Linked DNA regions of Homo sapiens: region 1 is linked to region 2. Evidence: chromatin loops called from intact Hi-C (ENCODE). Cell type or tissue: CD14-positive monocyte. All regions are shown on one strand. Each heading gives the region's core, and the rest is flanking DNA. Links, peaks and the distances in the headings are about the cores only. Region 1 overlaps LYST (lysosomal trafficking regulator). Region 2 overlaps LYST (lysosomal trafficking regulator).

Region 1 (11,255 bases), core at 1,928-9,927, 61 kb after region 2:
TATTAGACCTTTGTCAGATGGGTAGATTGCAAAAATTTTCTCCCATTCTATAGGTTGCTTGTTCACTCTGATGGTAGTCTCTTTTGACGTGCAGAAGCTCTTTAATTAGATCCCAGTTGTCAATTTTGGCTCTTATTGCAATTGCTTTTGGCCTTTTCGTCATGAAATCTTTGCCCGTGCCTATGTCCTGAATGGTATTGCCTAGATTTTCTTCTAAGGTTTTTATGGTTTTGGGTTTTACATTTGTCTTTAATTCATCTTGAGTTAATTTTTGTATAAGGTGTAAGGAAGGGGTCCAGTTTCAGTTTTCTGCATATGGCTAGCCAGTTTTCCCAGCACCACTTATTAAATAGGGAATCCTTTCCCCATTGCTTGTTCTTATCAGGTTTGTTGAAGATCAGATGGTTGTAGATGTGTGGTGTTATTTCTTAAGTCTCTGTTCTATTCCATTGGTCTATATGTCTGTGTTGGTACCAGTATCATACTGTTTTGGTTACTGTTGGAAAAAAGCTCAGGATCACTGATCATTAGAGAAATGCAAATCAAAACCACAAGGAGATACCATCTCACACCAATCAGAATGGCGATTATTAAAAAGTCAAGGAACAATGGATGCTGGTGAGGCTGTGGAGAAATAGGAACGCTTTTACACCGTTAGTGGGAATGTAAATTAGTTCAACCCTTGTGGAAGACAGTGTGGCAATTCCTCAAGGATCTAGAACCAGAAGTACCATTTGACTCAGCAATCCCATTACTGGGTATATACTCAAAGGAATATAAATCATTCTACTCTAAAGACACATGCACTCGTATGTTTATTGCAGCACTATTTACTATAGCAAAGACATGGAACCAACACAAATGCCCATCAATGATAGACTAGATAAAGAAAATATATACCATGAAATACTATGCAGCCGTAAAAAATAATGAGATCATGTCATTTGCAGGGACATGGATGAAGCTGGAAGCCCTCATCCTCAGCAAACTAACACAAGAACAGAAAACCAGACACCGCTTGTTCTCACTCATAAGTGGGAGTTGAACAATGAGAACACATGGACACAGGGAGGGGAAAAACACACCCTGGGGCCACGCGGTGGAGTTGGTGGGGATGGGAGAGAGAGCATCAAGACAAAACCTAGATGATGGGTTGATAGGTGCAGCAAACCACCATGGCACACGTATACCTATGTAACAAACCTGCACGTTCTGCACATGTATCCCAGAACTAAAGTAAAAAAAAGAAAGGAGAATAATGATCATAAATATGCTATGATATAAAACAGTTGCCCTTGTATCTTTCTGTGTCATTGAAAAACTAGAAGTTTAAACTCTGCAACTCATATAAAAGGAAGTTCCTTTTATATGAATTCCTGGCAAGGAATTGTGAATGATAAATTATAACTAAAATTTAGCACACACATTTTTCTCAACTTTATTTGTTGATTTTTTTTGTTTTTGTTTTTGTTTTTTTGAGACAGAGTCTTGCTTTGTTGCCCAGACTGAAGTGCAGTGGCGTGATCTCGGCTTACTGCAAGCTCTGCCTCCCAGGTTCATGCCATTCTCCTGCCTCAGCCTCCCGAGCAGCTGGGACTGCAGGCACCCGCCACCACGCCCAGTTAAATTTTTTTGTATTTTTAGTAGAGACAGGGTTTCACCATGTTAACCAGGATGGTCTTGATCTCCTGACTTCATGATCCGCCCGCCTCGGCCTCCCAAAGTGCTGGGATTACAGGCTTGAGCCACCGCGCCCGGCCTTTCTCAACTTTAATATTGATAGATTTGGATCCCACAGGGGAGCCACAAAAAAACACTGTTAGACAAAATTTTAGAAGCTTGTTTTCAAAATGCCTGACCCTAACGTCTCTGTTCCCACATGAGCATTCCTGAAGCTCTTAAGCTTTTCCAGAGATACTCATTTTTTAGACCACTATGATATCATTTAACATGTCCCCTAAATAGTCTGACAGAATTATTAGAGCTCCTAAAGTGGCACGATTTTTTTAAAAGATAGTCTATACGTCAGTGATGCCTTTTTTTTCATTTATTTGGAAAATGACATAAGCAAGTTTCACTAAAAATCAGGTTTTTTACAGAAATGACTGAAAATTGCTTAATATATTATTTTTATTTTATGTAGCATTTCCTCTGAAGAGTTGAAAGTAAAATAATGGGTTAAACTCTTAAATGTATAAAAGGAGGGAATCCATTAAAAAAGAAGAGTTCAGTAGAGGATAAAACAGTCATAAGGAGAACAAAAAGAATAGAACTATTTGGGGAAACTCTTTAAAAGGGCATCATGTCTTTTCTTCTTCATTTTGAAACTTTTTAATAACTGTTTTTGCTTGAAGTGGAGGAAACCTTTTCATTACCGTTCGTGGGCAGCCAAATGGGTATCTCTCTAGAGTCTTCACTCACCTTTCTTCCCCCAAATCCTATTGTTCTTCAAGCTCTACCTTTTATTTTTCACTGACAATTCTTTCTCATCTCTTTTCTTCTCTAGTACTGGCTAGAGATTCTCTAATCCTCGCAATATGTTCCATAGATAAACACTTTCCCTTTCACTCATCACGTATCTATTTGAGATGAGAACCTGCTATGTTCCAGGCACATAGATGAATCAGAGGTGTTCCCTCTCTTCAAGGAGCTCATAGCTGAGTGAGGTTTCCTGTGCTACATGTGGTCTTGATTTCTATTACCATATGTACATATGGCTTGTCATACTACCAAATTACAGTCCTCCAGTAAGTATCAACTTTAGTTTAGGTATTTCAACTAGAAATAAGAAATGTACTAAATTTTTTTCTCTGCTCAAATTTCAAGGAATTTTGAATTATTAACCACATATTTTCATGCAAATTAGGCCAGAACCACAGAGTAAAACTCAAATAAGGGACAAATATTTCTATACGCTAAGCATGGGGAAGTAAAAAAAAATGCGTAAAATAATTATTGCCCTTACAGAGCTTATAATCCATATTACTTTCTCTTACTTTGTTTAGAGCTTAAATTAGAAGTAATTCTACACTTACCACCTTTTAAAAAGCCATACTTTTTATTTTTCTTCATTTTAGAGTCCTTTGTCATGGATAAAAGGCTTGAAATGGGGGGAATACGTGGGTTCCCCCAGTGCTCCAGTACCTGTGGTCTGCTTCAGCCAGCCCCACGGAGAAAGATTTGGCTCTCTCCAGGCTCTGCCCACCAGAGCAATCTGTGGTTTGTCACGGAATTTCTGTCTTCTGATGACATATAGCAAGGAACAAGGTAAAATAAAATGTAACGAAGATCATTCTGGATATATCTTTCGTGAGATTTGAGTATTTCTAGCTCATCTGTGCTGCTACTTTGAGTCCTTGGTGGAAAAACTCAGCTCAAATTTGTGGTTATTTAGTGCAAAGTAGGAATGAAAACATGCTACATGAAAAAACAGAGAGTTAAATGCAGTGCTATTTGAAATGAGAGGAGGAACTTGAAGGGGACAAGAATAGATGGTTATGTTCACAAAATGAAGATGTTATCGATTTGGCAGAAATGTACACTTTGAGGCTGTTGAGCCCCAGAATAGACAGACGTATTTGACCAACAAATCTACCATCTCAGAAGATATAGTCATGGGTTTAAGCAACAAACACAACAAGGATGTCGAGATAGCCTTGAAAATAGGTTTTAAAGACACGTATTCCTGAAAACCAATCCTTTTCTGACTCCCCACATACTGACTCACTAAAAGCAACATGTGGGAAAGTGCTGTGCAGTAGAGGCCTCTTCATGTTTCTAAATGTCAACTAGACACTGGAAAACTAGGGACATTTTGCATTTGAGCAGTCCCTCAGCCATTCCAAATTAGCCATTTCACTAGAAACAAAAGAACTCTTCCTACTTACTGTGGACATGGGGCACCAAAATGAATGACCTAGGGCACTCATCTGTTTCTATCAGGTTAAATGCAGACTTGCCTAAAAGCCAGTGTGTGGACTAGATGCCTGTTAGCAGCCAGCACTGCTGGCAATTACCATTACCTTCTGTGCACTGTGCTCTTTGGGAGCCATATATAGCCTTCCACCCAACCTGCAATACAAAGGTGCCAGCACCCAGAGAAAACATCAGTCACTTAAAGAAATTAGGTATGCTAGCTGGGCCATAGTTCTTTTAGGCTCACTCTTATTTCTGTCATGAAATGAATGATTGTTTTATAGTTGTTAGAAATAAGAGAGGATGCATACCGTTTTATCTATGTTTAGTGAGTTAATAGGATAGGGTAGAACTGTTTAATCATAATTATTGTGTTATCAATGGTTCATTCTTACTAGTATGTTACAATTAGTTATGAGGCAATTTACAAGTAATTTACTAATAATACCAAAGTACCAACATGTGTGAATTATTTACCTTTAAAAAATTAGAGTACAGTAGGCTGGGTGCGGTGGCTCAAGCCTGTAATCCCAGCACTTTGGAAAGCTGAGGCGGGCAGATCACGAAGTCAGGAGATCGAGACCATCCTGGTTAACACGGTGAAACCCCGTCTCTACTAAAAATACAAAAAAAAATTAGCCGGGCGTGGTGGCGGGCTCCTGTAGTCCCAGCTACTCGGGAGGCTGAGGCAGGAGAATGGCGTGAACCCATGAGGCGGAGCTTGCAGTGAGCCAAGATCGCACCATTGCACTCCAGCCTGGGAGACAGAGCAAGACTCCGTCTCAAAAAAAAAAAAAAAAAAAAATTAGAGTACTGTAAAGTTTCTCTCTGTTGAGCAAAAGAGAAAGAGCAGGTATTATCACTTTGCATTATGGGACTTAAGCATGTCAAACATATTCTAAGCCTATCTTATTTGTGCCACTACAGTCATGAACCCTTAGTGTGCCCTTAATAGCTATGTTCGCTCAAATTACACTTAATTTCTTCGCACAATGTATTTGGAATTTGTCAGAACCTGGGTATGTCCAGAGCAGTAGTTTAATAGAACAGTTTCCTCCATGGCCTCCACAGGCAGTTCCTGAGTTTTGCATCCTTGCCCTGCTGCTTACTAGCTATGTGGCCTTGGGGAAGTTAACTTCGTGCTTTGCAAATCCTGGCTTTTGATCTATAAAGTAGGAATAACAAAATAATTTACCTCACAGGGTAATTTTCTGTAAGGATTCAATACAATAATGTATGGGGATGATTAGCACAGTGCCTGGTTCATTCTAAGTGCTTAATAAATGCTTATTGGCCTGTAAATACCCTAGGGTCTGGGAGAGGTCAGTGTTTACTACATACACTCAACACTAGACCCAGCAAGGAACAGTCCACATAGACATTCTAGAGAGGCATTGACTGAACAATGTTGTAGCTTACAGATGAAAGTTAGGTCACTTGTTAACACAAGAGACACACTGCATCAGAATCTCTGGGGCTTGAGTCCAAGCTTATACATGCTGAAAATCAATTTTAGATTCAATTTTAATAGATCCTATTTAAGATATACTGTCCTAATAGTTAAAGGAGAAGTTTCTTTTTCTGAAAGAAAAAAAAAAAGATGATGCCTCTTGTGGTACTGGAATGAGAAACCTTGGTTTATGGAGCACTTGCTGCATGCCAGGCATCATGGCAGATTTTGAGAGGACTCAAGACTCATGATATGTGGTTCCTTTCCCTAGCAGCTTATATTTAGAGGAGTTTCTATTTAGTGAGTATATTCCAATTCTTTTGTTACAAAATGTTGTCAACATTTCTTATTTTACTCAGCAAAACAAAAAGCTGTGAATTGCCTATTTTCACTATGCTGTTGATTCATTCAAGAAATATTTATTTGTTATACTCATCTACTTCTGGGTATTCTGCTAGGTACTGGAATAAATAAAGCACATTGTCTCTCCTTTAGGAACTTAAAACATTGCAAGTTTCAAGGGCAGTACCATTTACAGCATATATGCTGCATTTAGCTATATTCAGCATACCAACAAAGCATAGATAATTAATAGTACTGGGAAATGATGTCAAAATTTCCAAATTTTTATGCCAAGAGAACATCATACTATGTTGTAAAAAAGAGAGAGGGCTGGGCACAGTGGCTCAAGCCTGTAATCCCAGCACTTTGGGAGGCCGAGGCGGGCAGATCACTTGAGGTCAGGAGTTCGAGACCAGCCTGGCCAACATGATGAAACCCCGTCTCTACTAAAAATACAAAAAAAAAATCAGCCGGGCATGGTGGCGAGCGCCTGTAGTCCCAGCTGCTGGGGAGGCTGAGGCACGAGAATCACCTGAACCCAGGAAGCGGAGGTTGCAGTGAGCCGAGATTGCGCCACGGCACTTCAGCCTGGGTGACAGAGCGAGACTCTGTCTCAAAAAAAAAAAAAAAAGAAGAAGAAGAGAAGAACAGAGCCTCCTTGAATTGAATGAAGGTCTACCATACACAGTCCTGCAGTTGACAGGATTAAATGATCCCTTCTCAGGCTAGGTGTTGCTTCCACTCTAGCAGTGTTATCTTCCTGCTACTAACAGTTGTCTATCCTGGGTATCTAGAAAGTTAAATAGTATCTAGTTCATATTTATTTTTAAAAGAAAAGGTGTCTCAGAACATGAATAGAGTAAGCTTCACTATTACTGTCTTTTATAATAATTTCTTAACAGAAATTTTAGTTCTGAGTCAAACAAATCCCAGTCAAAACAACACAAGTGAAAAAATATAATCCCACCCTGAGAACCCTGTTAGCATTAAAGGAATAAAACTAAAAAATTGTTCCATTTTAGAGATTTAAAGATGGTCTTGCACCAAATGATATGTTCTGCTATGTAAACTTCACCCTTTAATCTGCCAGTTTTGGGCTGTCATGTAACAGTCGAGCAGTGACAATCTGATACTTTTCTTTCTCCTTCTCCTTGAGGTGTGAGAAGCATGAACAGTACGGACATTCAGTGGTCAGCCATCCTGAGCTGGGGATATGCTGATAATATTTTAAGGTTGAAGAGTAAACAAAGTGAGCCTCCAGTAAACTTTATTCAAAGTTCACAACAGTACCAGGTAAACACTTTATTTTATTTTATTTATTTATTTTTAAGACGGAGTCTCACTCTGCCGCCCAAGCTGGAGCGCAGTGACACATCTTGGCTCACTGCAAGCTCCACCTCCCGGCTCACGCCATTCTCCTGCCTCAGCCTCCCAAGTAGCTGGGACTACAGGCACCTGCCACCACGCCCAGCTGACTTTTTGTATTCTTTTAGTAGAGACGGGATTTCATCGTGTTAGCAAGGATGGTCTCGATCTCCTGACCTTGTTATCTGCCCGCCTTGGCCTCCCAAAGTGCTGGGATTACAGGTGTGAGCCACCACACCTGGCCAACTTTTTTTTTAATTTTAGAGTGTCGCTCTGTTGCCCAGGCTGGAGTGCAAAAGCACACTCTCAGCTAACTGCACCCTCCACCTCCCAGACTCAAGTGATCCTCCTCCCTCAGCTTCCCAAGTAGCTGGGACTACAGGTGCGTGCCACCATGCCTGGATAATTTTTATATTATCTGTGGAGATAGGGTTTCTCCATGTTGCCCAGGCTGGCCTCAAACTCCTGGACTCAAATGATTCACCCGCCTTGGCCTCCCAGAGTGCTGGGATTACAGTGAGCCACTGTGTCTGGCCCATGTAAACGTTTTTGTGGTATCTTTATAATGGTTAATGCATAAAAATGAGTCAGACTGGCTGGGCACAGTGGCTCATGCCTGTAATCCCAGCACTTTGGGAGGCTGAGGCGGGCAGATCGCCTGAGGTCAGGAGTTCAAGACCAGCCTGGCCAACACGGGGAAAACCCATCTCTACTAAAAATACAAAAAAAATTAGCCAGGCATGGTGGCACATTCCTGTAATTCCAGCTACTCAGGAGGCTGAGGCAGGAGAATCGCTTGAACCCAGGAGGCAGAGGTTGCAGTGAGCCAAGATCACGCCATTGCATTCCAGCCTGGGTGACAAGAGCGAGACTCCATCTTAAAAAAAAAAGAGTCAGACTGATAGCAGCTAGGTTGGTTGGTTGGTTGGTTGGTTGGTTTGTTATGAGATGAAGTCTCGCTCCATCGCCCAGGCTGGAGTACAGTGGTGTGATCTGTGCCCACTGCAACCTCCGCCTCCCGGATTCAAGCAATTCTCCTGCCTCAGCTTCCGAAGTAGCTGGGACTACAGGCATGTGCCACCACACTTGGCTAATTTTTGTATTTTTAGTAGGGACGGGGTTTCACCATGTTAGCCAGGTTGGTCTCGAACTCCTGACCTCAGGTGATTCTCCCGCCTCAGCCTCCCAAAGTGCTGGGATTACATGCGTGAGCCACTGTGCCCAGCCAAGCAGCCAGTTTTTAATATCCTGCAATTTGTCCAGTCAAGAATCTGATGTTAGGCTGGGCATGGTGGCTCACGCCTGTAATCCTAGCACTTTGGGAGGCCAAGGTGCGGGGATCACCTGAGGTCAGGAGTTCGAGACCAGCCTGGCCAACATGGTGAAACCCTGCCTCTATGAAAAATGCAAAAATTAGCCACGCATGGTGGTGGGCACCTGTAAATCCCAGCTACTCGGGAGGCTGAGGCAGGAGAATCACTTGAACCTGGGAGGCAGAGGTTGCAGTGAGCTGAGATCGTGCCATTGCGCTCCAGCATCAGCAACCAGAGCAAAACTCCATCTCAAAAAAAAAAAAAAGAGAGAATCTGATGTTTATAGTACTTACAGACTTCCTAACTACCACTATTTGTGTCCCCCAAATTTGTTTTCTACCCATTTTCTCATTGAGAGAATATTATCAAAATCTCCTGCTCAACATCAGTGAAGGGCATAGTGTTTGAACCAAATCAGCATTGCCTTCTTCTCAGTGTTCACTCACCTTTGTCATTAGGTCATTTTCTGTAACCATAGTGCCATCTTTTATACCTGATTTTTCCTAAATGGACTGGTTATTCAGACATCATGTATAGTAGAAAGAACATTGGGCCTAAAGCCCTGTGATCTTTGTTAGTGTCCCAGCTTCGTTATATACTAACTGCAGCCTTTGACTAGTAACTTAATCTCTCCAAACTTGAGTTTCTTTCCTCCTCATTACAACCAAGATAATAGTACTCACACTTCTTTCTCAGAAAGCTGCTGTAAAATGTTTCCAGTGTTTGTGAAAGAAACTTGTAAACTGTAGCCAGGCGCGGTGGCTCAAGCCTGTTATCCCAGCGCTTTGGGAGGCCGAGGCGGGCGGATCACAAGGTCAGGAGATCGAGACCATCCTGGCTAACACAGTGAAACCCCGTCTCTACTAAAAATACAAAAAAAATTAGCTGGGCGTGGTGGCGGGCGCCTGTAGTCCCAGCTACTCGGGAGGCTGAGGCAGGAGAATGGCGTGAACCCGGGAGGCGGAGCTTGCAGTGAGCCAAGATTGCACCACTGCACTCCAGCCTGGGCAACAGAACGAGACTCTGTCTCAAGGGAAAAAAAAAAAAAAGAAACTTGTAAACTGTAAAATACCATGTAAATATACAGTATGCTGCTGCAACCGTTCCAGACTGTAAATCGTATGGACAGCCTTCTTTTTTGACTCTCTTTCCATGGGAAGTTCTCTTACCATTCATCCTCTGATTTCCATTACCTGCATAACACCTGCTGCCTTATCATGTGTCCTAAAATGTATCCCATTCCCTGAGCTCTTTAGAAATGGAGGAAGCTACTTAGGGGAATGTTTAGCAGTGAAAGCAAGAGGAGCAGTGCCTTGTTTGCATAACCCTCAATATCCCTGACCAAAATATTGCCACCATTTGTTATATAGCTTACCAGGAAACTGACAGAAGTAAGAATAAAGAGACAGTGAAAAACAACTTTACTAGGAACTTTAATAAGATTTTTTTTTTAGTTTTGAAACATCAGGCTGCATTAACCAGAGCCTTTGTATGCAGATAGAAATATATATATCCAAACACAAACAAGTTATAACCATAAATCATGGCAAAGCTTGTAGTATAACTAAATTGGAAATGAGTCTACAAAATAAATGAAAACACAAAAACATATTATAGAATCAGTATGTCCCTTACTGCACCCTTTTTGGGATTATTATAAATTGGGAAAAACAGACAAATATGTACAGTGGGAGTTAGATATACAATACATTCTACCTGTCAAAATACACTGACACAAATTTATGAGCAGATTTAACTCATTGCTGTCATCAGTAATCTGTATTTACAAACATCTTGACTTTCCAATGAAAAGTGAAGAAAAATGAAATCATCATCAGTATTAATTGAATGTTTTCAACGCAATGTTAAAGATATAACATAAGCTTTCAATCAAATTCTTTACACCTTTAATTACTAGGCATTCCTTCTATTTAAGAGTTGGGTACTGTTACATTAGATTGATGTGGTGTGAAGAGAGGACAAAGATGAACAAATAACTTTAAAGATGCTTTCCGATTCACTAATTTATTTTCACCAGTACAAAGACAAGCATTTAGTCAAATTGTTTTTGCCAAGTAAATTGACTTGTTAGTTTAGCAGATCCAAAGCTTGAATAAAGTTGTTTAAAATTCTTATTTTTATTTTTTTCTAGCTTTATTGGGATAAAATTGACAAATAAAATTGTATATATTTAAGGTATACAATGTGATGTTTTAATACATGTATATATACATTGTGAAATGATTACTACAGTCAGGCTAATTAACACATTCGTCACCTCACATAGTTAGCATTTTTTACGTGTGTGATGAGAATATTTAAGATCTACTATCTTAGCAAATTTCAAGAATACAACACAGTATTATTAACAGTAGTCACCATCCTCTACGTTAGATCTCCAGAACGTAATCATCCTGCACAACTGAAACCTGTACCCTTTGACCACCATCTCTCCATTCCACACACATTACCAGCACTCTCAGCCCCTGGCTACTGCTACTCTACTCTCTGTAGTTCAGCTTTTTTTAGATTCCACATAGGAGCAGGATCATACAGTATTTGTCTTTCTGTGCCTGGCAGATTTTACTTAATACAGTGTCCCCCAGGGTCATTTGTGTTATCACAAATAACAGGATTTCCATCTTTTTAAAGGCTGAATAATATTTCATGTATATAAAAGAATTTAAACATTGCAAAATTATTTGTATCATAATAGATGAAAATAAAGATGAAAGAACACTATCACAAGTCCTGTTAGCAAAACAAGATGTGATGACATTGTGTGATACTTTGAGTCAAATGACTAAACTGGATGAGAATACTATATTGCATTTTCATCTAGAGATACATTTCTAAAGATATATTTTTGT
Region 2 (11,255 bases), core at 1,338-9,337:
TCCAGATCTTTTGAAGAGAATCTTTTGGCAACTTTAGCCCTCTAGCCCAAATCCAGAAATAACTAGAAAAAGATTCTGAGCTATGGAGCTATTTTATTGCCACAGAGTCTATGCTCTAAAGCAGTTCATTTAATGCCTGTTTACTCTGTGTTCATGGTCTCAAATTTTAACCTGCAAAAGAATCACCTGGAGAGCTGTTGACACTGATTCCTGGGCCCCTCTCTCATACATTCTGTATCAGTAGATCTAGGGTGGAGCCTGAGAATGTGAAGTCCCAACAATCCCACAGGTGGTATTGATGCCCATGCTACCAGTCCACAGACCACACCTTGAATGGCATGCACTTGTATCCCATGCACTACAATGAAAATAATTTTTCTGGTGTCTTCCTGCATAGAATATTAGAAGCAGTAAATTAGAGAGCTGTGACAAGAAAAGAAACTATTCTCACTAATAACAGCAAGAAGTGACTGCAAAAATGGAGGAGAGAGAGAACTGTCTAGGGCTGTTTAGGCTAGTAACAACAAGTACTACCATTTTTTGAGCACCTGTTATATGTTGAGCTCTATGCTAGGTGCATCACAAATATAATCTCAATCTTTAAAGCCACCCTGCAAAGTAGATATTCTGAACCCTCATTTTACATTTGTAGAAACTGTAGTACAATTAAGTGATTTACCTTGGACCACTTCACTATCATTTGAATCCAATTATATCTAGTTGCAAAGCCCACACTCTTTCCACTACATCCTGGTAACTGCTAGCCTGAGGTAAATTGAGTTTCACTTAATTCACTTAAATTCAGCACAGTAGAACCATTAATCCTAATGACTTTGAATCATTCAGTCAATACTGTATTTTGTTAAGAAGACAGGAAAAAACATATGTTTTGGGAAGATATTAATAAAAAGTGGTTAAAATAAAAATAGTTTTGGCATTTAAGAATTTTAAGCATTAAGCCAGGTGTGGGGTGCATGCCTATAGTCCCAGCTGCTTGGAGTCTGAGGTGGGAGGCTGTCTTGAGTCCAGGAGTTAGAGGCTGCAGTAAGCTGTGATTGTGTCACTGCACTTCAGTAGGTAAGAGAGCAAGACCCTGTCTCTTAAGAAAAAGTAAAGGAATTTTAAGCATTAGTTACTTGTAAAATTAACCTATATGGATTTTAACAGTGCTAGATAAATGGGCTTTTGCTGTGGTTGTGATTTATAATGCAAAAGAGAGGTGGTTCCACTTAATAGATTTTTAAGTAGTATTTTTGTATCTACTCTTACCAGGAGAGAATTCCTCTAATATTATTCCACAACAGATGGCCGCCCATATGCTGCGTTCTAGAAGCCTACCAGCATTCCCTACTTCTTCACTACTAACGCAATCACAAAAACTGACTGGAAGTTTGGGTTGTAGTATCGACAGGTTACAAAATATTGCAGATACTTATGTTGCCACCCAATCAAAGAAACAAAATTCTTTGGGGAGTTCCGACACACTGAAAAAAGGCAAAGAGGACGCATTCATCAGTAGCTGTGAGTCTGCAAAAACTGTTTGTGAAATGGAAGCTGTCCTCTCAGCCCAGGTCTCTGTCAGTGATGTCCCAAAGGGAGTGCTGGGATTTCCAGTGGTCAAAGCAGATCATAAACAGTTGGGAGCAGAACCCAGGTCAGAAGATGACAGTCCTGGGGATGAGTCCTGCCCACGCCGACCTGATTACCTAAAGGGATTGGCCTCCTTCCAGCGAAGCCACAGCACTATTGCAAGCCTTGGGCTAGCTTTTCCTTCACAGAACGGATCTGCAGCTGTTGGCCGTTGGCCAAGTCTTGTTGATAGAAACACTGATGATTGGGAAAACTTTGCCTATTCTCTTGGTTATGAGCCAAATTACAACCGAACTGCAAGTGCTCACAGGTACTTATGTGTTTTTGTACACTCCTCCCACCTTTATTTTACTATTCTTTAAAGACTCTCTACCCCTCTGGAAACGTCTTCATTATGCCACTTATAATACAACAAACAGAAAAGTTTATTTCTTTATATACATAATAATAACAAACAGAAAGATATATTTTTCCTTATTTTAAGACTAGATAATATTGAATTCCATATTTAACCAAAATCTAAACCATAAGTAGCACTTAAAAAATATATATTGTGGTTTAATTCCTTATAGTTATTAAGGAAAATTCTTCAGGACAGAGAAACGATAGGATTTATCTAGAGCTTTGACTCATGAGAATGATTCTGTCCACTTGGTGCTCATGTGAAGGTGGGAGTGATTTCTAGACTGGGCCTGTCCTGAGTAACATCTTACTTGATCAGAGACAAGTGACGGCTCCAGAAGGGAAGAGGAACAGGTGTCATAGGGTGGCTGCTCCATTCCACTCAGGTAATTATAATGCAGGTCTTAGTGCTGAACATTGGCAGTTCTTCTCTGGATGAAGTCAGAAGAAAGCTAAAATGGCCTCAGAAAGCAATACCAGTGTTTCCCAGGACAGGCTGTCACCAGACTGCACAGAGTCCTCCATGTTATGACAGACATTGCCTAGGCGTTGTATTTCTTCAGCCATTTTCCTTCTGCTACCCCAGTTTGTTCTCTCTCCAGAAACTTAAGGTTCCTCTGTCACCTGGACACAGATGACCTTGCTTTGGTGATGAGATATCCCCCTTATATTTTCCTCTACTTCTGCTATCGCAGACCCATAACTTTATATGGAGCTGAAATGCAGCAGTGCTAGAGAGCATTCCTTTTATGAAAAAAATCTCCTTTCACCAGGAGCTTCCAGAAGTTTCACCTGGGCTAAACCCAGCAGCATTTGTTAGGATATTTAGATGGAGGTTTTATTTTCACACTTGGTTCTTGAGAGGATATTCTGTAATGCTAGATTCTTCCCCTGTACCAATATTTGCCTCTCTTCTCTGTGAGTGAACTGGGTTTTTCTGACATGCCTAGACTCCTAATAAAGCTGTTTCTTCCTTGGTGAAAAAAAAAAAAAAAACATTTCCAATAGCATCTCAAGTAGCAATGTCCAGTGAAACTTTCTGCAATGATGGACATGTTTTATTCATGCTGTCTAATACAGTCAGCACTAGCCACATATGCCTACTGAGCACTTGAAATGTGGCTGATGCAACTGAGGAACTGAATTTTTAGTTTAAATAAATAGCATAAGTGACAGTGACTACTGTATTAGACATCAGAGATGTACAATTGAATAGTGTTAGTAGACTATATGCCCAAAAAAATCAATGATAAAAAGTGATGGTAAATTTGTTAATCACAGTTAAATTAGGAAACATTTCTTAAGCATTATGAACATTTGTTTCACCTGTTAAAAAATGCTACTACTTGTCACAGTTCCTAAGGTAATCATCAAGTACTTTTCTTGTCATGTTAGTAAGACTTTTTTGGTCTCTGTTTTAGTGTAACTGAAGACTGTTTGGTACCTATATGCTGTGGATTATATGAACTCCTAAGTGGGGTTCTTCTTATCCTGCCTGATGTTTTGCTTGAAGATGTGATGGACAAGCTTATTCAAGCAGATACACTTTTGGTCCTCGTTAACCACCCATCACCAGCTATACAACAAGGTGTTATTAAAGTAAGGGCAAATACTAGATATGTTATTTTAATTCAGAAAAATAAATATATATGTAATTTAAAATTTTGAGTATATACATTAAAGTAGACCTAAATCTCTCTTTTATATTTTAGAATAATGAACTAATATAGTTTGTTACTTAATACTCATATATTTTTAAACTTTTTTTATTTTGATAGCTTTAGGGATACAGGGGTTTTTGGTTACATGGTCATATTTTTGCATCATCCAGCTTTAAGTCCCCCTCCATATGTTGGTTCATATCAATATGTCTTTTAAATCTACCAATAAATCCCCATATCTGAACACTTAGTAAATCTCTTTTGTAAAAATTACAAGGAATACGTGGTTCATTGGAAATCTCTTCTTCAGTGTACTATCAAATTTTAGACATTTACTTCAGCTCTCAGCTTAGATGACACCTTTTCAAAAAGACCTTCCCTGATGATCTTATCAAAATAACTTCCCTCTAATCTTACTTATTATTTATTCTATCATAGCATCCTATTTATGTCTTGTAATTATCTTATTAATCTGTGTACTTGTTTTTTAAATTTCTCACAAATATAAGCTCCATGAGGGTGGGCATCTTGTGTAATAGGTACTAAGTATATTATTGAATGAGTAAATGCTTGATATGAATAGTTTCCATTAGAAAACAACCCAATATTAAAATAATCTTGTAAAGATTCTCATTTTTCTTTAGTTTGCTTGGATGTAGGTATTGTTTAATCACTTGCAATACAACCTAGTATTGAGCTCGCATTTCATGTGTAAGTCCCTGAGCTAGTTGCAATATAGTATATAAAGGGAAATAATATAAGCCCCTACATTCAAGAATTTCACAGTCTAGAAGGGAGAGTCTCATACTTAACTAAGTAAAACGTAAGAAATTCTGTGATGAGTACTGCAGTGGCAGTATTAATAGAGAATTGAGCATAGGGGAAACGGAAGGATTCATGGAAAAAGTATATTTTGTGTTATGCTGTAAACTTAGAAAGCTTTTTTAGTAGGGGAATAAATAGATGTGTGTCTGGGGGAAAGGAGTCTATCACTACTGTGAGAGTCATTGAAGGGGAGAAAGAGGTGGAAGGATTAATTTGGTATTACACGTGTTGCATTTAAGATGCTAGAGAAGGGTGGAAATTCAGGCCTGTGCTCAGGATAAATAATCTGTCAAGAAGCCTAGAAGTAGAGGTCTAGGATAGATATAGATACAGATATAGATATAGATATAGATATAGATATAGATATAGATATAGATATAGATATAGATATAGATTTGCAGAGAGAGCATAGTTTACGGATTTTTTCCCTCTCAGCATTAGGTACAAATATTCTATTTATACTCAACTAAGGCTGCCAGTCTACCAGGTGTCCATGCTCAGCTAAAAATGCCAGTTTCCCCATGAGAGAAACATTAAGATCTCCAAGATGGAGTCATCATTAGCATTCCACAGTAGCCAAAGACAAATTCATTTCTGCTTTGCTGTGGTGGTGGCATTTTTTTAAGCTTTCTGTGTTCTTCTGTACATATGAACTTAATTTACAAATACAGTTGTGTTACACTGATTTGTATATATTATATTTAATTTTAATGCATTATCTAAATTGACTTAAATTTTTTGTTTAGCTATTAGATGCATATTTTGCTAGAGCATCTAAGGAACAAAAAGATAAATTTCTGAAGAATCGTGGATTTTCCTTGCTAGCCAACCAGTTGTATCTTCATCGAGGAACTCAAGAATTGTTAGAATGCTTCATCGAAATGTTCTTTGGTCGACATATTGGCCTTGATGAAGAGTAAGTGTGTTCTTCCCTCCACTATAATTGGGAATCTTTTGTCTTTTTTCTTTTCTTTTCTTTTCTTTTCTTTTCTTTTCTTTTCTTTTGAGACGGAGTCTCGCCCTGTTGCCCAGGCTGGAGTGCAATGGTGCAATCTCGGCTCACTGCAACTTCCGCCTCCCAGGTTCAAGCGATTCTCCTGCCTCAACCTCCTGAGTAGCTGGGATTACAGGCACGTACCACCATGCCCGGCTAGTTTTTTGTATCTTTAGTAGAGATGGGGTTTCACCATGTTGGCCAGGCTGGTCTCAAACTCCTGACCTCGTGATCTGCCTGCCTTGGCCTCCCAAAGTGCAGGGATTACAGGTGTGAGCCACTATGCCTGGCTTTTTTTTTTTTTTTTTTTTTTTTTTTTGAGACAATGTCTCACTCTGTCACCCAGGCTGGAGTGCAGAGAGACACAGTCATGCCTCAGCTCATTGCAGCCTTGAACTCCTAGATTCAAGGGATCCTCCTGCCTCAGCCTCTTGAGTAGCTAAGATTACAGGCACGCACCACCACACTTGGCTAATTTTTTTTACTTTTAGTGGAGATGGGTCTTGCAGTGTTTCCCAGGCTGGTCTCAAACTCCTGACCTCAAGCCATCCTCCTGCCTTGGCCTCCCAAAGTGTTGGGATTATAGGTGTGGGCCACCACACCCGGCAAGGTCTTTTGTCTTAAATGTAAAATTTAGTGAACTCACTCTTAACGAAATCTTTTGGTCACCTTTAGAAAAAATCTGCTAAAAGTAATTTTCCAGGTAAATCAATGTATTATTTGCCATATGATGTTCTTTCTAATATAACTTCATCCTTTATAGTTCATTCACTAGTTAGAAACTAGAAACAAATAAAAGCTGCATCAGATGAAAGTGATAGCTAAGATTTGGCAGATAGTATTAACATGAGAAGATTAACTGAAAAGACAGGTGAGGCTGGGCGTGGTGGCTCAAGCCTGTACTCCCAACACTTTGGGAGGCAGAGGCAGGTGGATCACCTGAGGTCAGGAGTTCAAGCCTGACCAACATGATGAAACTGTCTGTACTAAAAATACAAAATTTGCTGGGCGTGGTGGCACATTCATGTAATCCCATCTGCTTGAGAGGCTGAGGCAGGAGAACCGCTTGAACCCAGAAGGCAGAGGTTACAGTGAGCCAGGATTGCACAATTGCACTTCAGCCTGGGCAACAAGAGTGAAACTCCATCTCAAAAAAAAAAAAAAAAAAAAGAAAAGAAAAGAAAAAAAGATAGCTCATGTATTCTCAGTGACAGATTACATAAAGGATCCATATAGGAACGCCTTACTCTCCTCAGAGCCTTCAGGTCATCTGGGAGAGGAGTAAATCCCTCACCTAGAATTCCTGGATACACTGATTGCTGAGTTTTGACCCTGGTAGAATGCTGATGGATTAGCAAATAAGTGTAAAAATAAAAGAATATTTTTCTCCCAAACCAAAAGTTTGGCAGAAATTAAGCTGTAATTTCTGTTTATGATAGAATAGAGAGAAACGTGTGTCTCCTTATTGTGATAGACAAATTCAGACCTTAAAGAATTTACTAAATTGTTATGGTAGTTTCAATGCTACTTTTCATTTACATACAACTTTTGGCTTTCACGAAACAATTGTGCATTACTTTATTTGATTCTCACAATAGCCTTGAGAAGAAAAGAGGACATATATCACCACATATTTTTGACAGATAAGGAAAATGAGGCACAAAATACTTAGCTAATTTCATTCCATCCCAGAGGCAAGTTGTATTGGGATAAGAACTCGAGAATCATTCCCTTTTGCTAGACCTCTTTTTACTAGCTCACTGTCTCTCAAATACTATGTAAAATAATAATAATAATTTTCCTGTGCACTTGAAGCCCCCAAACATAGTTTCTTTGGACATAAAGGGCTCATGGATGAATTAAAATAAATCAGTTAAAACCAAGAAATTGTATGCATATTTCACTTGAATGTTTGTGTATTTATCTTGGGATGGACTTCTAGCAACAGCTTTTACCCTATTATTGGAGGGACTCTGTCATTTTAAAAACAGGTTAAGAATCCTTACTCCCCCAACTTGTTTTTATGACTTCAAAATCAAGTTAGCAAGATGACCCATAGTTGCTATCATATTTTCTTATTTTGTGATTGTTTCTAATGTGCTCTTAACTGTATTATTTATTATAGATTTGATCTGGAAGATGTGAGAAACATGGGATTGTTTCAGAAGTGGTCTGTCATTCCTATTCTGGGACTAATAGAGACCTCTCTATATGACAACATACTCTTGCATAATGCTCTTTTACTTCTTCTCCAAATTTTAAATTCTTGTTCTAAGGTAGCAGATATGTTGCTGGATAATGGTCTACTCTATGTGTTATGTAATACAGTAGCAGCCCTGAATGGATTAGAAAAGAAGTAAGTTTAAAATTATTATTTAAAATTACATCTGATAAATACTTTAGAACAGGAAAACTTTAGTATTAGTTTACTTTACTACATGAGTTTACCTATGTAAGAAGCCTTTCTGTGTACCTCTGAACCTAAAATAAAAGTAAAAAAATAATAATAACAGAAAGAAAGAAAAAAAAAGCAAGAAATTGTATTTACTGAATGTCCCTGTATGCTACTTTATTAACTGGCCCAAGTTAGTTTCTAACCCTTTCTTGATTTGGAAAACCCAGATGGAGAGAAGCATTGTAGGCCTAATATCGTACATTGAGGTAGATTATCAAGATTAAGATTGAAGACCAGAAGTAACTAATTCATATTTATTGGATATTTATAAATAATATAAATGCAAATCTATTACCTCTTTTAGTCCTAAAAATAACCCTAATTTATACAAGTGAGATTCAGAGAGGTTAATTAATTTAGTCAAATTCACCTTCTCTGAAAAGTCTTCGCAGAATGTTCCTGTTCATACCCACACAATCTTCATCCTTAGTGTGGACTAGAAACTGCCTATGTGTTCTTATAGTATCGTGTATTAATCTCTAGTGTTACACTTACAACCATTTACTATTTATAGTAATCTGTTTACTTGTCCAGTTCTCTGTAAAACTATGTATTTCTGACAGGTGTCAAAGTGTATCTTATTTCTATTTCTAGCATACATACTACATATTACTTGCCATAGAATAAGCATGAATAAATACTGAATGACTGCATGAATGAGTGCAAGCTGGTCGAACAGGAATTTAAACCATTTAAATCAGTTAGCTGTGTCTTAAATTATTTGTTCTTTTTCTTATAAATGTTCTGTTTTCTTCTTTTGTTGTTATCTTTAGCATTCCCATGAGTGAATATAAATTGCTTGCTTGTGATATACAGCAACTTTTCATAGCAGTTACAATTCATGCTTGCAGTTCCTCAGGCTCACAATATTTTAGGGTTATTGAAGACCTTATTGTAATGCTTGGATATCTTCAAAATAGCAAAAACAAGAGGACACAAAGTAAGATTTAATTTTTATGAATTTGGGGAGGGAGTTGTATAACAGACAAACCTGTTATTTGAGCACAATCTCTTTCTTCTTAGAAACTCTTTTACTAAAAGTTTAACATTAATTTTGTAATAGTATCTATCAGTTTTTAAAAAGAAGCCTAAAAAGGCTTGAAAAAGTGGCAAAAATAGAAAAAGTGATTCCCCCATGTAGTTAGTAGTTGGCAATACATAAGTGAAAGATGTCACTGATTTTTCTTACCAAGTAGAATTTAAAAGTGTATGTTGCATAGTAATACCCTTTAGTTTTCTTTAATGGTAATTATTAAAGTGAATATGAAACAAAAAATATGATAATTGCCGGTTAAACTTTTGCCTTATATAGAAAAAAAGCCTGTTCTTTGAAACAATTTTTAAAATGAAATAAATTTATGAGCTAATATTTTTCCATTGAAGGTTTTTTAGTGACCATTTGTAAATTTGCTTTAAAATTGCTTTTAACAAGAATTTAAAAATGTCTACTACCATCATCCCCATGCTGATCAAAATTTAAAAATTTATATCAAAACATTATTGTCATGATACATAAAATCAGTTCAATTAAAAAATTAGTAACCACATAGCTTGAAAACATTCTAGTATCTTCTGTTTTTAGATATGGCTGTTGCACTACAGCTTAGAGTTCTCCAGGCTGCTATGGAATTTATAAGGACCACCGCAAATCATGACTCTGAAAACCTCACAGATTCACTCCAGTCACCTTCTGCTCCCCATCATGCAGTAGTTCAAAAGCGGAAAAGCATTGCTGGCGAGTATTGAAATCATATTTTAATAACCATAAATTGAGGCTAGCTTGACTTTCCTATGTTCTTATGCCATTCACACTTTTAAAATATTTCTTGTTTTACATAAAATTTAAGAAAGATTTTTTCCTGAAGGAAACTATTCTGCTCCTTACTTTTAGTGCTTTTCTCATTCAGTTATTTCTTGAGCACCTGCCTACCATGTGCTGAGCATTGTGCTAAATATTGGAGATACAATGATGAAAAAAACAGACACAGATTCTGCCCCTGCAGAGATTGTAAAATAGTAGGGAAATGTAGAGGGTAGGAATAGAGATTATAACAGGGCAATCTACATCAGGAGTTAGGGAAGTCTCTGAGAAAGGTGTCCAGCAATCATGTTGTGGCATGCAGGAAGCTGAGCATTAATGCTAGAACTGATAAAGAATCTGTTTCTACTCAGGACAAAAGAGATGTACAACTGGGAGGGCAGCTAAAGAAGAAACAGTGCATTCAGATATTAAATAAGGAAGAATGTCATCAAATAATAAACATTAATATTGTTAGTCTTCCTTATTTTTTCTACAAAATCTGCTATCATCTTTACCCAGAAAGATAACATGAACACCACATACACAGGATATACACACATACATATATATACATAGTGGATAAATATGCATGTACACATGCACACACACACACCATCTCCAGAGTATTTGGTAAATTGTTTGAAATTTAATCACTCTTACTGTCTTAAATTCACTTAAGTTCAAATCTTTCTTTCACCCGTGTTAAGCTACTTCTGTGTTCAATGCTATGCAAAAATTTTAAACCATGTGAAAAACTCACTTGTAAAGAAAAGCTACCAAGTACCCATTGTTTTGCAGTAGTATGTTTAAATTATGCTAAATCAAACTTATATAAATAAAACTTCTAAAACATCTATGTAACTAAACTTACTGCCCTCTACATTCTTCCTTATTTAATATCTGAATGCACTGTCTCTTCTTGAGCTGCCCTCCCAGTTGTACATCTCTTTTGTCCTGAGTAGAAACAGATTCTTTATCAGTTCTAGCATTAGTGCTCAGCTTCCTGCATGCCAAAACATGATTGCTGGACACCTTTCCTTTGCAGGACTCCTTATGTAGTCAGTGACTGCTTAGATGGAATTTGCCCTCTCTTGATATCAGAAAGTATACCTTTACTACCCCTGCTGTTTCTTTTGTATTGATACTTCTCATTCTCACATCTGTTCCTCCTCTGCTTCCATCTCTAGATCTCTGGTTTTAGTTAATTATCACCTTGTGCCTGGGCTAACACAATAGTCCTCTTGCTATTTCCCATTTGGTCAATGATTTCTCTAGCAGTCTTTAGTCTCTCTCTTTAGATACTAGCATTTTGTCACCTTGAGCCTTAGAGCCCTACGTAACTTCAAGTTTATTATTTTTTTTTAGTTTGAGTCATTTTAAAACAGATAATGAACTTTTAGTCTTTTCACTAGATGGCTGTCCTTTTTTCTGACTTCTGTAGCTGCTTATTATACTTGGACTTGTCTTTTTCACTCTAAGTAAATGTGATTGCTGCAAGCTATAGGAGACTTACAGAATCCTACAAGT

What was found. Hi-C counts contacts between places; a loop is a spot of excess contacts. Peaks named below come from ENCODE experiments on the same cell type or tissue, not always from the same donor. Only the 100,000 strongest peaks of a DNase experiment are listed, where the experiment ranks them.
Region 1: a loop joins it to region 2, with 2.3 times the contacts of the local background. A loop is called at or near these places in 5 of 110 quality-filtered maps.

What each region holds. Positions count from the first base shown.
Region 1 is chr1:235,689,095-235,700,349 of GRCh38, reverse strand. LYST (lysosomal trafficking regulator) reads left to right here. Exons shown (of 53, transcript NM_000081.4): 46 at 3,078-3,267; 47 at 6,864-7,000. Among named protein-coding and RNA genes, the nearest start is that of GNG4, 45 kb to the right of the region's middle. In CD14-positive monocyte, for the core only: no CTCF peak of the experiment used is centred there; no DNase peak of the experiment used is centred there; H3K27ac peaks cover 1,040 bases.
Region 2 is chr1:235,749,617-235,760,871 of GRCh38, reverse strand. LYST (lysosomal trafficking regulator) reads left to right here. Exons shown (of 53, transcript NM_000081.4): 23 at 1,273-1,900; 24 at 3,414-3,591; 25 at 5,225-5,394; 26 at 7,598-7,828; 27 at 8,701-8,867; 28 at 9,510-9,662. Among named protein-coding and RNA genes, the nearest start is that of MIR1537, 98 kb to the left of the region's middle. RefSeq lists a silencer at 10,697-10,897. In CD14-positive monocyte, for the core only: no CTCF peak of the experiment used is centred there; no DNase peak of the experiment used is centred there; H3K27ac peaks cover 3,038 bases.